Linked DNA regions of Homo sapiens: region 2 is linked to region 1. The links are chromatin loops, found by intact Hi-C in ENCODE. Cell type or tissue: ascending aorta. All regions are shown on one strand.

Region 1 (2,500 bases):
CTACATCCCCTGGTGGGAAGCAGGCATGAAGCGGGGTATGTATGAGTGCAGAGGCATGCACATCCCGGGCCTGCCTCCAGCCGGGTACGCGGATTCGGGTGAGCTGTGTATTTCCACAGCACCTGAAGCAGCAGGCGAGGGGGACGGGTGCTTTTGAGTCCTTGACAGTAATGGACACATTTCCTTAGCTGAGCGCCCTTCGGGGTCTAGTGTGCTCAGAGACTCAGTGAAGATCCTGCTACCCCAGTCTTGGCACAGCGCGGGGAGCCTCTGCGCATCATGCGCTTCGGGGTGCATCTACGGTATGTCACACAGCCACCCGCACCGAGAGTCTTTCCAAACCTCCGTGTGTGCAATATGCAACAACGTGCGCGTGCGGAGCTGAAAGGGCACAAGACACTCCAGGCTCCCACACGTATGGAGACGGATCGGCTGCGTGTCCACACCCCGTTCGTCCCTGGTCCATTCGTGCCCATCTCAGAAGATAGATTAAACATAATAATAATAATAATTATTATTATTATAATCAAAGCTTCTTGACTAGTTGGGAAAGTGGAATTTAGAGTGGTTTCCAGTTGAAAGCAACGAGGCAAATTGAGGAAGTCAAGAGAACTGGGGAGGAGGAGAGGAAGGAGGGAAGGAAGAAGCTAAGGGAGGTGGCCGCGGAGCTTGGCGGACCCCCTTACCTTGGGCGGCGGAGCCAGTGCCGCTGGCGCTGAGCAGGGCCAGGGCAGGTAGCACGAGCATTTGCAGCAAGTATCCCAGTCCCAGTCCGCAGCGGGCCGCTGTCGCCCGCAGACCTTTCCTCATCGTAGACAGAGGTGTGCCGGGGGGAGGGGAGGGGGACAGAGAGACGCGCAAACAGCTGAAAGCCCCACTGGGCAGAAGCTGAATCCGTGCACCGCGAAGCAGTCCGAAGAAATAACGACAACCAAGCGCCACACTCCACTTTCTCCAAAGGCAGGGGCCAAAAGGGGGAGGAGAGGAGACGCCGAGGAGGAGTTTGAAGGTCCCTCTTTCCCAATGCCTTCTAACTGACGTCTCCCGCGAGCGACTGCTCTGCCCCCACTTGGGAAGTCCAGGGAGGCGCAAGGCGGCCACCTCCGCCGCTCCCCCCAGCAGCAGGAGCAGCCGCAGCTCCGCCGCACGCCGAAGTCTGGACTGCTCTCCGGGTCCCCTCGCCTGTGAGGAACACACACAGACACCGGGGGTGGGGGTGGGGGTGGGGGTTGAAGTGGGGGGAGTTGGAGGAGGAGGGAACGGAGGGAGGAAGCTTGGGCACCGTCAGGCGCTCTGGTCTCCAATCTCAGTGTTCTCACGCCGGCGGAGAGATGTCCCGGCTGTCGCTGCTGGGTGGCCAAGGAGGTTCACATCCTAGAGTAGGGCGCACGGGTGCGCGAAGGCGCTCGCCAAGGAGGCGTAGAGGGCGCAGCACAACTCCTCTGGGGGGTAACCGGGGGCGGGAGCACGCCCGCCCGCCTTATGTAAGCAAGGATTGCAGGGAGATCAGCGCCCAGGAGACCAGCTGTGGGTTTGCCCGCTGAAGCCGAGGCGAGACAGACCAGGGGACGAAGCGGCTGCGGAGAGTGGCAGCGCGCCTGCCTCCCGCGGTGCGCCAGACCTGGACGCCGGGAGTGCAGCGGGCGCGCCCCGGGCCACTAGGCTGTGTCCAGTGGAGCTCAGCCTGCCGCCTGCCACCTTCTTCGCCGCGCCGGCAAAGCCTCAGCCGAATTCCCTAGGACTGGACTCGGTCTACGACTTCGGGTCTCGCGGTTGACGAAGCCGGTGCGGGCTCGAACTGAAGTCCTTCTTGGTTGGGGAAGAAGGCATGAAGCTTTTGCACTGCCCCAGCCGGCTGCTGTCCTGGGGTTGTCAGCGCCAGTCAGACTGCTTTATGTTCTGAGCGCGTATGACCCCTTTGCAGTGGAACAGAAACTAAAAGCTCGACGGAAACTCATTCTGCAACAGTGCTTTCTTTGCGTGCATGTTGGTGGCTGACAAGGGTGGTGATGCGATACCGAGAGAAACTCTCTTAGAAAAAAAAAATGCAAAGCAAAATTTGTAGATACTCAAAGTGATGGTGGAGCCTATAACATGTTTTTCAAATTTCTAATAGTGTGTGTAAGAACTCGAGCTGCTATGAATTTGTTTACCTTTCTACAGGAAATAATTGTCTACGTAGCTGGGTTGTGAATCCCTGTGGTCATGATGGAGGGATGCAAGATTGGGTGGGTAAAATAAGACTAGACAAAAGGAAAGTGAATTTATTAAAAGGTCAACACACAGACACAGACAACATTTTGGGAAAAAGAAAATCACTTCCCAAGATTAGCATGTCTTTAAACTAATAATACATCAGGGAATTTTATGCTCTTGGTGCCAAGGGGGCCATGTGTAAACACGCATGCACACACACACGCAGGAAACATGAGGTCTAATTTTGGCTGTGGTCATAACTACTCTGTTACCCTGGGTAAGTCAGGTAACCTGTGAATGTCTC
Region 2 (2,500 bases), 73 kb after region 1:
TATATCTTGGTAAATTGTGAAGAATGGAAGTATCCAATTGCAGATGTAAACATTTTAAAAGTGGGTCACTTATCAATTGAAAGATAAGACTGGGATGTTGCTATTATAGAGTACATTGTTTTAGGCGGGGAAGAGAGTGCTATTGCAGCCCATACTGCTCTTAAGTGAGTTGAAAATTAGCAATTAAGGTCTGGAAGAAAAGGGAATTTGTTGAGCCCAAAGACACTTTCTCCTTCCTAACATTTTATTTTTTGAACTTACAGAGCAAGTGTACATAAGAAGAAAAAAAAATGGCCTGCTAGTATTTCCATATGGGTATACATAATATACACATAACCTAATATATAGTTATACACATATGGAATTATATACATATGTGTGTGTGTGTGTGCATATATATTCTTCTAGTTAAAAACCATTGGTGTTTGCAATCAGCGTGGGCAACATAGTGAGTACCCATGTTGACAAATACTTTTTTAAAATTAACTGGGTGTGGTGGCATGTGCCCATAGTCCCAGCTGTTGGGGAAGCTGAGGCAGGAGGATCCCACAAGTTTGAGGCTGCAGTGAGCTATGATCGTGCTAGTACCCTCTAGCCTGGGTGACAGAGTGAGACCCTGTCCCTAAAAAAAAAAAAAAAAAAAGTCACTGACTCTTTTGGTGATTTTATATAAATATATCAATTTATATAGTGTATGTGTTGGCCATGTCACTACTCAGGGTCCCAGCAGAAAATAGATGGTACACGATATACCCAAATGAAATAATTGAGAGGAATTTAATGAAGGGACTTTAACATCCTATGCTGAAAAGGAGAAGAGGGGTGAGGGAAGGAAGTGACACCTGAAGTAAGTTGAAGCTCTAGGAAAAATGCCTTTGGTAGAGAATACCAGGAACTACCTGTTGCCACCAGCCAAAGCCTGTGGTGTGATAGGAAAGGACCCAGAGAAATAGATACCTTGACTTCTATTTGTTCTAGCCCTCCGATTTCCTACCAATGTCTGCCACAGGCCAAACCCAAACAGGGGTAGAAGACAAGAGGGTCTGGTTTATGCAGCCCATCAATGTCATTCTCTTTGGACACAGAGCAGAATGAAGAATCATGGAGGGTTGATGTGAAGAGGCAAACTGAGGAAATCAGCACACCAGTGTGGAATTGATGAGGAAGTAAAGGAAGATCCAATAGGAAAGATCTATGGAAATTATAGGATATTTCTTCGGGGATGATTGGACTCTGAGCAATCTTTTGTGCATTGTCCTTCATCTTTACTTCCTGGTCAAAAGCATACCCAAAATTATAGAAAAAAGAAGAAATAATAACTGCTGGGTTTTATCTTAGGTTAGACTTTTTACTAAGCTCCAGGTTTTGTAAAATTATATAATCTATGCCTCCATTTCATTCAAAGGAATAGTACACCTTATTTTTTACCATAAAGGTTACTTTTTAAAATTTATTGTCTGCAATTTCTGACTGTTATACTTAGCTGCCTTTTGTAATCTCAGTCATTTTCTCAATTTTTCCATTGTAGCAATCTGTTTTATAATATGGAAAAAAAGAAGCCCAGGAAATTTAAGTTTTGTAGCAAACATTTGGACCTCAGCAAGGCCAAAGAGTTTTCTCAAATTATTGTTGCAATATAACCAGTTTTGTTGCTATAAAAATGTAAATAAATTATATGAGTAGCTTATATCTTTCACATAGAGATGGTTTCTACCATATTTTCGGAATTTAAATGTCCACAGGTATGACAGAACATAAGCCAGCAGGGGTTGCTGACGCTGGCATGAAAATGTTGATGATTAAAATATCACCATAGTATGAGGTTTACTATTCCTACCATCATTTAAGAAAAAGGTTAAATTACTTAATTTTAGCTGCAATTTATTTTTCCAATTATTCTTTATTGTTTTCCCCAAGTAGCATAATGCATGATCCAAAAATACAAAATGAAACGAACCAAGAGAAAAACCTAATTTAACTGGTTGTTGCTGACATTTTGCCTTTTCTCAGAAAGCAGCCTCAGTTAAAAATAACTCAAAGGCATTTTTGGTGAACACTCTGACCTAGAATAAAAATATCTCAGTAAGCTAGCAATTTTCTATTTTATAGTTGGTCCTGAGAAGAAGCAGCCAGAGTGATATTTGTGTTCATTACGCTGTATAAAAAATTATAATCTCAAGCTTAGAGAGAGTCACTAATTATGTGACGTTGACATGCTTTTGAATATTTATTTATCACTGTGTATGAAATGAATTTGTTTCAAAACAAAAAAAAATCCTACAGAAAGACAAAGAGATTATTTTGTGAGGTTGTGAGCAGGTAAGCTAGCCTGCTTAACATGGAGACTTCGCTCACTGGTCCTCTTTCCACTCATTAAAGAGTTTCTCTGAATTATCTCATTCTTAACCATGACTTCAACATCCCTACACACTGATTTCCCTAAAATTCCACCTCAGACTCCAAATCAGGCTCTACCCTGAGTTCCAAACTGCTCTATTCA

What was found. A loop is a pair of places that touch in the nucleus more often than their neighbours do. Peaks named below come from ENCODE experiments on the same cell type or tissue, not always from the same donor. Only the 100,000 strongest peaks of a DNase experiment are listed, where the experiment ranks them.
Region 2: it touches region 1 in a loop (2.2-fold over the local background); 4 of 110 quality-filtered maps call a loop at or near these places.

Annotation. Positions count from the first base shown.
Region 1 is chr4:95,548,048-95,550,547 of GRCh38, forward strand. It overlaps UNC5C (unc-5 netrin receptor C), which reads right to left and starts at 926. Exons shown (of 16, transcript NM_003728.4): 1 at 687-926. The coding sequence starts at 810. UNC5C-AS1 (UNC5C antisense RNA 1) reads left to right here and starts at 1,101. Exons shown (of 5, transcript NR_183914.1): 1 at 1,101-1,184. RefSeq lists an enhancer at 1,368-1,497. In ascending aorta, a CTCF peak has its summit at 1,087; DNase peaks (open chromatin) are centred at 264, 1,034, 1,414 and 1,806; H3K4me3 peaks cover 2,500 bases; H3K27ac peaks cover 2,500 bases.
Region 2 is chr4:95,621,062-95,623,561 of GRCh38, forward strand. No RefSeq gene overlaps it. Among named protein-coding and RNA genes, the nearest start is that of UNC5C-AS1, 73 kb to the left of the region's middle. In ascending aorta, no CTCF peak of the experiment used is centred here; no DNase peak of the experiment used is centred here; H3K27ac peaks cover 277 bases.